Linked DNA regions of Homo sapiens: region 1 is linked to region 2. Evidence: chromatin contacts called from ENCODE Hi-C data. All regions are on one chromosome and are shown on one strand. The core of a region is the stretch at or near the end of the contact, and the rest is flanking DNA. Distances in the headings are between cores, read along the strand shown.

Region 1 (5,982 bases), core at 2,271-4,770, 680 kb after region 2:
ACTGGCTTCTCAATAGAATTCACTAGATCAGAATCATATTCCAATTAGCACTAGTAGAAAAAATATATATATCATGTTTTCAGCCCTATTAAGAGACCAAGAAACTGAAGCTAAAAGTAAGCATCTGGCTTAAGCTTACACAGCTCACTATTGGCAAATCAGGTCCGGGGCGTTCACTGCTCTTAGTCTTCTTATATTCTACCTTTCATAGCATTTCCGCTTGGTTAAGGAGCCAATTTGGAGTTGGAGAACAAAGCATAAAGTATCTTAGTATAACAACTGATCGGATTAAGCTATTTAGATTTGCCATATACACGTCTGTATCACAGCAAGGGAAACTGCCAACAGAGTAAACAGACAACCTACAGAATGAGAGAAAATAGTTGCAAACTATGCAGCCAACAAAGGTTTAGTATGCAGAATCTATAAGGAACTTAAACAACTCAACAAGCAAAAACCACGTAACACCATTAAAAAGTGGGCAAAAGACATAAACAGAAACTTTTCAAAAGACATCCAAGAAGCCAACAAACATATGAAAAAACATTCAACATCACTAATCATCAGAGAAATGCAAATCAAAACCACAATGAGATATCATCTCAGCTGGGCACGGTGGCTCCCGCCTGTAATCCCAGCACTTTGGGAGGCCACAGCAGACAGATCATGAGGTCAGGAGTTTGAGACCAGCTTGGCCAACATGGTGAAACCCTGTCTCTACTAAAAATACAAAAAATTATCTGGGTGTGGTGACTCGCATCTGTAGTCCCAGCTTCTTGGGAGGCTGAGGCGGAAGAATCACTTGTACCCGGGAGGCGGAGGTTGCAGTGAGCAGAGATCGTGCCACTGCACTCCAACTTGGGCAACCGAGTGAGGGTTCCTCTCAAAAAAAAAAAAAGATATATCATCTGACCCATGACAGAATGGCTTGTAAAAGCCAGAAAATAACAGATGCTGGCGAGGCTGGAGAGAAAAAGAAGCACTTACATGCTATTGGTGGGAATGTAAAAGAGTTCAGCCACTGTGGAAAGCAGTTTTATTTCTCAAAGAACTTAAAACAGAACCACTACTCAACCCAGCAATGAGATTATATGCTCAAAGAAAAAAAAATCATTCTATGAAGAAGACACATGCACTCATACATTAATCATAGCACTATTCAGAACAGAAAAGACATGGAATCAACTAGGTACCCATCAACAATGGATTGGATAAAGAAAATGTGGTACATATACACCATGGAATACTATGCAGCCATAAAAAGAACAAAACCATGTCCTTTACAGCAACATGGATGTAGCTACAGGCCATTATGCTAAGCAAATTAGCAAAGGAACAGGAAACCAAATACTGCATCATGTTCTCACTTACAAGCAGGAACTAAACATTGGATACACAGGGACATAAAGATGAGAACAACAGGGCTGGGTGCAGTGGCTCATGCCTGTAATCCCAGCACTTTGGGAGGCCAGGGCAGACAGGTCACGTGAGGTCAGGAGTTCGAGACCAGCCTTGCCAACATGGGGAAACCCCCGTCTCTACTAAAAGTACAAAAATTAGTCTGGTGTGGTGGCACATGCCTGTAATCCCAGCTACTTGGGAGGCTGAGCTAGGAGAATGCTTGAACCCAGGAGGCAGAGATTGCAGTGAGCTAAGATCATGCCATTGAACTCCAGCCTGGGCAACAAGAGCGAAACTCCGTGTCAAAAAAAAGAAGAGAGAGAAAAACAGACACTGGGGACTACTAGAAGCAGGAGAGAGGAAGGAGGACAGGGGCTGAAACACTACCTATTGGGTACTATGCTCAGTACCCAATAGGCAGTGGAAGTAATAAGAGTAGAAGTTAAAGATCCTGGGTGATGGGGTCTTTCATACCTCAAACCTCAGTGTCATGTAATAAACTCATGTAACAAACCTGCACACATACCCCTTAAATCTAAAATAAAAGTTGATATTATATTTTTAAAAAGTTTTTAATCTACACATGGGATAAAATTTTATGATATTTCTCACACATACTCCCACACTTACAGTACATGTAAACACTAATGAAAATATGCAACTAAAATCTAACCCAGCAATTGCACTCCTGGACATTTATGCCAGAGAAAAGAAAACACAGTCACACAAAAACATGAATGCTCCTAGTGGCTGTATTTGTAACAGCAAAAAAAGTAATCAGCATCAATGTCCTTCAACAGGTGAATGGTTAAATAAACTGTGGCGCATACATACCATGAAATACTACTCTGTAATCAAAAGGAGGAAACAATTGATACACACAAGTTGGATGTATGTCCAGGGAATTTTGCTGGGTGAAAAAGAAAGCCCATTCCAAAAGATTACAGGCTATAGATTCCATTTACATAAAATGACAAACTTACAGAGATACACAGCAGATTAGTGGTTGCCACGGGTCGTATTGGGATGGGGGATCCGGAGGAAAGTAGGTGTGGTTATAAAAGGGCAAGAACTGTTCAATATCTTGATCGTATTGGTTGATACACGAATCTACATGGGTGATAAAATTGTGTAGAGCTTAATACAAACACAAACGAATAAAAGTAAAATTGTTGAAATACAAATAATGTCAGTGGATTGTATTGATGTCAATATCTTAGTTGCAATATACCATAGTTTAGCAAAATGGTAGCATTGGAGGATACTGGGCAAAGTGTACAAGGGACCTTTTTGTATTGTTTCTTACAACTGCATATCAAAATTATCTCAATAAAAATTGTAATAAAGGCCGGGCGCGGTGGCTCACACGCCTGTAATCCCAGCACTTTGGGAGGCCGAGGCGGGCGGATCACGAGGTCAGGTGATCAGGACCATCCTGGCTAACACCGTGAAACTCCGTCTCTACTAAAAAAAAACGTACAAAAAATTAGCTGGTCGTGGTGGCGGGCGCCTGTATCCCAGCTACTCGGGAGGCTGAGGCAGGAGAATGGCGTGAACCCAGGAGGTGGAGCTTGCAATGAGCCGAGATCGCGCCACTGCACTCCAGCCTAGACGACAGAGCAAGACTATGTCTCAAAAAAAAAAAATTGTAATAAAAAGAGAAAAAAAAATCCATGTCACTCTTTGTGAGCCCAAAGTGGTCTAAAAACTGCTCAGCATGCTAACATGTAAATTCTACTTATTTAAAGTAGAATTGTGACGGTATATACTAAGCCTATGTTATAGTTCTAGTAAAAAATAACAAAATCGGCAGTTTTTCAACTCAGTGTCTTTGACTTGGTTAAACAAATGTGTAATTATTGTCAAAATTTTCCTCAGGGAAATGAATATATCATTTTTGCACTTCTTGTATGGTTTACCAAAAAGTTGAGTAACTGCAGATTGCATAATTGAAGGAAGTTTTGAAAATGAAAGCTGTAGGTAGGTGAAGTGGCTCACGCCTGTAATCCCCGCACTTTGGGAGGCCGAGGCCGGCGGATGACCTGAGGTCAGGAGTTTGAGACCAGTCTGGCCAACAAGGCGAAACCCTGTAAATTAGCCAGGCATGGTGCCGTGCGCCTGTAATCCCAGCTACCCGGGAGGCTGAGGCCTGAGACTCGCTTGAACCCAGGGGGCGGAGCTTGGAGTAAGCCGAGATCGCACCCCTGCACTCCAGCCTGGGCAACAGAGCGACACTCCGTCTCAAAAAAAAAAAAAAAAAGAAATATAGAAATAATGTCTCCCTCCAGAGCAAAGGGCAGTCTGCTTACTGCCCATTATAAAAGATTCAGGTTTTTTAAGCTTAGAGTTCTTCTCCTAGAGCACAATCCACCATTTGCTGGCACCCCTTGAAACTTCAGGCCAGGGGAGCTGTACAAATGTACTCATGCTCATGCTGCTGGCTGAGCCATGAGTAATAATGTCCTTTGCCTCTGACCCAGAAGTCTACTGTCTTCTGCCAGCATCCAGAAGCTTGGAAATAGAGCAAAATCTCAGATCTATTACAGGTCTTCAAACCTTATACGATTTAAAGATTAAATGAGTTTGTTTGTTTGTTTGTTTGTTTATTGAGATGGAGTCTCACTCTGTCGCCCAGGCTGGAGTGCAGTGGCGTGATCTGGGCTCACTGCAACCTCCGCCTCCCAGGTTCAAGCGATTCTCCTGTCTCACCCTCCAGGATAACTGAGATTACAGGCACCCACCACCACACCCAGCTAAGTTTTTTTATTTTAGTAGAGACGGGGTTTCACCGTGTTGCCCAGGCTGGTCATGAACTCCTGAGCTCAGGCAATCCACCCGCCTCAGCCTCCCAAAGTGCTAGGATTACAGGTGTGAGCCACCAAGCCCGGCCACGAGTTTCTTCATTTAAAATGCTTAGCACAGCCAGGCGCAGTGGCTCATGCCTGTAATCCCAATACTTTGGGAGGCCAAGGCAGGTGGATCACGAAGTCAGGAGGTGGAGACCATCCTGGCCAACATGGTGAAACCCCATCTCTACTAAAAATACAAAATTAGCCAGGCGTGGTGGTGCATGCCTGTAGTCCCAGCTACACAGGAGGCTGAGGCCAGAGAATTGCTTGAACCTGGGAGGCAGAGGCTGCAGTGAGCTGAGATCACACTACTGCACTCCAGCTTGGGCAACAGGCAGGACTCTGTCTCAAAAAAAAAAAAAAAAAAAAAGTGCTTAGCACAATTCTTGGTACTTGGTAAACATTCAATAAATGCTCGCTCTACTTACATTATAACCATCAAAATACAGGTATGCCACTGGGAGAGCCACGTAAATAAATGTGTGTGTGTATGCTTGAAATCCCCCGAGCAGGAATTTAGTCCTGTGGGTTAAGGCTTTATATTTCAAAGTGTATGCTTTTATATATTCCAGGTACAAGGGCCCATAGGGAGATTACTTTCATAGCTGTTCTTTGCTATGGACACCTCATAATCTATCCACATCCCCTGGTAATCAATGTTCATTTCTCATAGCAGAGCCTGGCAAGGGAAATCTTAGGAGGTGTTCATTTTACGTGATTGGAAGAGAGATTTTGAACATGAGTTGTTGTCTAGGTAAACAAATTTGAGTAGGACCCAAGAATCTCATCATGAGAACATGGTATGTATTTGTCTTGCTCACAACTTTATTCCCAACATCTAGCACAAGGTCTAGCACACAGCAGAAGCTTAGAAAATATTTGTTGAGTGAGTGAATTTCTATGACAGAAAGAAATTCAGGGGAGTCTTTCTTTTCCTTGGCCATCCAGAAATAGATGTCTGAGTTATTGAAGTGCCCCGTCCTCAAATTATCCCTGCCAAACTTGGCAACCATTTCACCTACTGAAAAGAAACTCCATCAAAAATCTAAGATAAAAAGAAATGATAAAATAACAAAACAAACTTTTGACCCACTTTGTTGTGCATTGGAAGGCACGCTTTGGCAGACAAAAAGGCTCAATGCTGTGTAATTGTCGTCAGTGTTTCACTTAATATTTTAATGAGCTGAGCAACTGACATTTTGACTGAACACATGCCTTTGGTGGCTCTTGTTGCTAAGCAAAAGAGTGTATAAAAAGCTTGTTGTCCTTTTTTTTAAAAAAAAAATAATTTCTTAAAACGCAAATACATCCCAACTGCCACTTGGATTTCTACAGAGACAATTCCTGTCATCCTTCCTCCTTCCTGCCCAAGCCAGCTCTTCTCATCATTTCCTCTGCTCCCGCAGAGTTGCTGAGTTGGGTTCCACGCTCCTCTGCTAGTTCCTGGATTCACAGCAGATCCTTCTGAGCCAGGACATGTCTGCCAGGACAGGCAGTGCCATTTTTAGCTATTTCTCTCCTCTCTTCTCCTCAACCTTCCACAGAACAACATTTGTACATTTATTTTAATATTCCTTCTTCTTTCAATTCAGCTGGCTGTCTTAACGTTTTCTCTACATCTGACACTTCTACCCATTTGCTCCATGATTTTCCCTTTTTTCTCCTCTCTTTTTTCTCCTTTCATTTTCCTCTCTCTGGTAGGGGTGGTTGGTTGGAATTCCCACGATGATCA
Region 2 (5,615 bases), core at 956-3,455:
TTTTTGTTCTTTCCTTCTGTGAACTTCAAGCTCAATGGTGTAAAAACTGTTCAAAAATGAAGTAGCTCAGTTGATGAATTAAGCTAAGAGATAAGTATGATCTTAAAATGATATACTACCTCAAGAAAGTCATTTTATCTTTCCCATTAGTAATGACAGTAAACAAAGAGCATTCCAACATTTCTTATTTGTAATAGTGTCTGTTTATTTTATTTTATCAAACGTAGGGCTTTTCTCCATTAGTCTTACTTAGCTTTCTTTGAGTTAAAAGTATAGCCCTATAAAAACGGATGAAATCATCTGCTCATTGACTTTCTACTCAGCAAACATTTTTTTATTTTCTTCAACTACAACTCTCATAATTTTCCTAGTCACCATTCTTCTCATCTATTTTTACATTCCTTAGTTAGCATGTCAGCCCAAAATGCCTCAACCCATCAGTTAAATTAGTTCTGTTTCTACAACAGCTCACAAAAGGGTTTACTGGTGAAACTCTTCCTCTAATCTAGCTTTTCTTGCTGCATGTACTATTCCTTTATTGACCTTAGTTTGGAGAGCTTTAAAATAATACGTATCAGCAAGGGTTGTATGCTTTCTAATCATATGTTTTCTCCTGCTAATCATTCAGTTACCTGATTAGAAACAGATGCAACCTATTTGAAATGTGAACTTCAGTGAACTGCTAGTAATGGTTGCATATTTTTTAGATACTCTATGTATACGTTATGAAATGCCCTAGAAGGTTTTCAATAATAAGCATTTGGATTATATTTTATAGCTGCAATGTTTTTCCTGCCAAATGAGCCATTCCAACCAAAACAAACTGACAAACAAAACAAAAAATAAGCAACAGCAACAAAGATTCAACCAGTATTGAAAGCCACAACACTTATAAGTAATCTGCAAACAAGAGTACTAGAACTGCAGTAATACAAATTTTAAAACAGACAAAGCCTCTGCTCTCGGTTTATGATATATTGAAAGAAGTAAACACATCAACCACTATTTATAACTTGAAGCAGAATATGATAATCACTTTCATTAAAGTACTTACAAAGTGTCATGTAAAAAAAGAAGAGAAAAAAATACTTTTGTCTAGGGAGAATCAGAGAGGGCTTGATGGGAAGTGTAGCGTTTGTGTTGGATCTTGAAGAAGGAGTAGGATTCCAATGGGCAGAGATGGAGAGAAATTCTAGGTTCCAGCCACAAGAGCATCAGCATCTACCTCTAAAAAATCCTCACGGTCCCTGCCAATTTGATCACCCCTAATTTTACCGACAAGAGGTTAAATTACTGATTTGAAAGAGGTTGATATTTTGTTGAAGTGATCCATATCAATCGCACAGTACAAATCAAAGGAACTTGAACTGAGCCATATTACAAACTACTTTTGTACAACTCCCAATATAAATATACTCAAATATTTGTTTAATCAGACTGCCAACGAACTAAAATTTTCTTAAAAGAAAAAAAAAATGTCCAGTGACCCTCTTCAAATCAGAACTGAATCTATGTGGGGTTTTTCTTTAACTTCTATAATTACAACAAAAAATCAAAGCAACCAGTATGTTCTCCAAATCAAATCTGAGCTAAACCAATATTGATTACATCTGGTTCATATCTGCGGTTATCAATAAAACACCAATTACATGACCAAAATTTGGAAACCAAATGCTAAATCTTACTAAACTGAGGTTTTTGCAACACCGATTTGACAATTTGGAGAGTTTTTAATTTAGAAAAATTCTCATCAAGGGCAAAACAAAGTACAAAGAGTTCCTGAGCTTAAATTCCTGATTCAATCTTTAAACTGTATTTTCCTTTGTTGCCAAATGATTCATTCGGACATTGCAAAGTAAATATGAAAACATCTGGGGGGATATTTTTGCTGGGGGTTACTTACTAATAAGAACAACCAGGTACCTCAAAATGTGCGGCTTCTTAATGAATAAATGCTTGTCAAGTGACTGCTGAGTTCATCTTAACACATGCTCTTTATACACACTGGCTCTCTCAGTACCATGAGAAGCAGAGAGGCAGGGATCTGATGACTAAATAGACCTTTTTATTCATTGCTTTGATCTACCACCAATTCTATTTAGTCATCTCTGCTCTGAAAACCAAATTCCTTTATAACTCTGAGGGCACATGATGGCTTGTTTTGGCACTAACTCTGCACAGCTAAAACTCTGGGCTACAGAAGCCAAAAGATTTAAGAGCCTCTCACCTCACAAACTTGAGTTTCAGGTCAGGGCAGTGACAACCTGTCAGAATCTCGTTTGTGGCACCCAAGCAAGCCAAGCGCATGGACAGCGGAAATGGCTAGAAAAATCCTCAGACCCTGTTCCTCTTGGCCATTAATTCCATTGATTATTTTGGTGTTTAAATACTGAGACAGGCCCTGGTGCCAGCCCAAATACAACTAGTCAACTTACATTTCCGTTGGCCTTTTAGAACATGCAGATGTACCAAAATCCTAAAACACAGCTGAGTTAAAAATTAAAAAAAAAAAAAAGAAGAAGAAGAAGAAAAAGAAGAAAGAAAAAAGAAAGCAGCAAGGGGGAAAAGTGTTCCAAACAAACGAAATGTTGATCTGCCTTTTATTAATTTCATTTTTTATCTTCTTGTGTACAGATTTTTGACAGCTGTGACATTCATGGGCAATGCATTTGAAAAAGAAGACATAAATATTCAGAGACATATTAGAATGCTGTTCAATGTAAGCACCTGTCTACTTAGTGTTGACAGAAAATCATTTACTTTGCTTTATGCATGTTCCCTCCAGAGACCACAGAGGTCCTATTTTATTTAAAGAGCTGGTCCTAACATCAGTGCTTGCTCTTGAAACTGCAGTATATGCAGCTAATTATATTTATTGAGGAAACAATTTTGTTTTATATTTTCAATAATACTTAAACAATTTTGTCAATCTTGACCTCAGAAATGATTTTCCCCAAGGATTCAGTTAACCAAAGACTTCATACAAGGCCTGAAACCAGTGTCCTTACACTACACTGTTGCCATTATCACCTAGGGAAGTTTTTGAAGCACAACTTTCAGAGAGAAGTGTGCGAGGTAAGACTGCAAGATCTCTGTGGGTCTAAGGAAAACATCACAGTCAATAAAATCCATGCTAGCATCCACATATATGCATTTATTATGTATTATAGTGATATAATCTGAGAAATTCATATTGCATAAAACAATACATCATTAAAAGCTACATGAATCATGAATTGTAAATTAAATGTATCAAATTTGGTGAAGTTTTTATTTCTTTTCTACTTGGTAAACCTTCGTTTCTTTTCCACCCTTGCCAAATCAGAAAGGTAATCTCAGGTCTTGAGTGAAAGGTGACCGCACATGGAGAAAAGGAAAGGAAAAGAGGGAGGGAGGGAGGGAGGGAAGGAAGGAAAGAAGGAAGGAAGGGAGGAAGGGAGGGAGGGAGAAGGAGAGGGAGAAAGGAAAGCAGAAAGGAAGAAAAAGAGGGAGCGAGGGAGGGAGAAAAGGAGGGAGGAAGAGAGGGAAGCCAACCTTTATAGGGACACTGAGATTACTGTGAGGTGACCTCGTTAGGTGATTTCTATATGGCCCCACGAAGCCGTCTAACTTGTTCCCAAGTGATTAAAATAGGCATGGCTAAGTTAAATAATTATTCCCCCAGAATAATTTCCTTTCTTTACTTGGTAAAACGCCTATCTTGAAAAAGTATGGTTTGCCATGGGTTGACGCCTGACTACTGAGAAAAATCCTTTAGCTGAATCTCAGGTCAGAATTAGAAATGTACCGTGTCATCAGAAATATAATGAAACACAAACGGGAGTGAACAAAGCCTAATTTTTTGACTACGACATTTCTCTCCATTTTAGTTTTACCTGACATGAGCGTATAGTGATGTTAGCTCCCCTGATGTGGCACGGGTGGATGAGGCTTGGGGGAAAGGCAAGCAGAGACCTGGGAGCTCACGACTTCCAAAACCTTACAATGCTGCCACCTACAGGCCGAAACTTCTAAAGCGGATTCCATCAATACTGTGTTTTCCTTCCCTTAACAATGAAAAAACACACAAGATTGTGGTAGAAGACCAAAGCCCCAAACCCAGAGTCCTGTAAAGAGTTAAGTCACCAGGTGATGTGAAAGAACAGGCCCTTTAGCTTAGCTAGTTCAGTGCCGTTACATAATTTAATTAGGATCATCACACGGCAACCGAAGCTGTCTAGAGGAATTATGAACCACAAGTTCAGATCACATGTGAATCCCTTTGCTCAATTAAAGCTAAGCAATTTTTAAGGTTTTTTTTCCCTCTTTGCAGTATATGCAAAGAGCAGTGAAGCGTGGCCTGCATATTTTTCACATTAAAATTATTACATAAAGCCTGTAGCATTTGAAATACTTATGGAAATCAAAACGTTACACTCTGACCTTGGGCATTTAAACTTCGTCATTTTTAAAGCTATTGTTGCCATGCTCTCCTTTGTTCTAAGAAAATTACTGTGGTTAGTTATAATAGCTGAATGAATAATTACTGGGGGAAGAAAAGAAATATGTAATAGTGTCGAAATGATTCTTGAGCCTACATTCTCCTAAACAGAGTTTTAATTCTGTTTTGAAGTCCCAGCATTGTGACTAAAGGCATTATCCTACTTCTCTCTTCTCTACTGTAACGGCCAGAAAAAGTGATCGCTTTCTTTCTCACTAGACTATTCAGTCTACTTACCTTTATGTCAGAAGAAACTCTGCTAAGAACTGGATGATGGAAAGAATTTCTGGAAGAGTCTGATTCTAGGTTGATCTATTTTTTACGCTGTAAGTACATGTAGCACCAAGCATATTAGGCAAATGTTCATTGTCAAGTTTTTTCTACACTTTTAAACTTCCCTTGGGCTTTTAGCTTTTTTTCTTATTAATTATATCAGAAAACAAGAAAAACGGCAATATTTTCTATTTTTAACTCTGTTTTTAAACTTATATAATCGGATACAGAATAATAATTTCAGTATTTTAAAATTATAGCATGGGATCATATTTGTTAATCATATGTATTAAAATTACATTTTCAAATCAAGCTACCAGAAATTTTTCAAACTAGTGGAAGCTTAGAGTTAATTTTTAAATGTTTAGTTGGAGGAATAAGTATTACCCTTAATAAAAGAGCATCCTAATAAAAATTGCAGTACAAAGATGCAAATAAATAAATGTCAGTGCTAGAAAATACATTACATTTAGTTGAGGATCTCTACAACTTGGAGTAGACTGATTGATTGATTATAAAATCCCCGGTATTTCCATATGTATTAAGACAATTGAAATTAGAATGGACAATGGAACTTCCAATAAATACTGTGGGAAATTCTTCACTAACTTATAGATGAAAGATAACAGGCAAAACTCATTTTACAGTATTATAGTCTACTTATTATTTGCAACAGAAAAAAAAATTCTGAATTTTAAGGGCACACACAAACATTATATTGGAGTCACATGTTACTTATTAGTTTCTTAGATGAGAGTTACACACAATGCAAAAATGATGCAATCTTTACTTTTTTAAAAATTTGAAAAAGTTAAATCTTCCTACTTTTGCAACCAGATATTTGCAGGATTAACAACTCCTT

The links. A loop is a pair of places that touch in the nucleus more often than their neighbours do. Pooled maps may share reads with other maps.
Region 1: a map of IMR-90 shows a loop between it and region 2 (3-fold over the local background). The contact joins two enhancer-like sites. A Hi-C loop is called at or near these places in 2 of 168 maps with a recorded cell type or tissue (IMR-90 and prostate gland), 9 of 37 single-sample maps with no recorded cell type and 10 of 50 pooled maps.

What each region holds. Positions count from the first base shown.
Region 1 is chr15:35,068,754-35,074,735 of GRCh38, reverse strand. No RefSeq gene overlaps it. Among named protein-coding and RNA genes, the nearest start is that of NANOGP8, 14 kb to the left of the region's middle. Within about 2 kb of position 3,520, at least 2 of the 41 ENCODE cell types and tissues checked have a DNase peak (open chromatin) inside an H3K27ac peak, as active enhancers do.
Region 2 is chr15:35,750,180-35,755,794 of GRCh38, reverse strand. The region is part of intron 2 of DPH6-DT (DPH6 divergent transcript); the gene reads right to left. Among named protein-coding and RNA genes, the nearest start is that of MIR4510, 170 kb to the left of the region's middle. Within about 2 kb of position 2,205, at least 2 of the 41 ENCODE cell types and tissues checked have a DNase peak (open chromatin) inside an H3K27ac peak, as active enhancers do.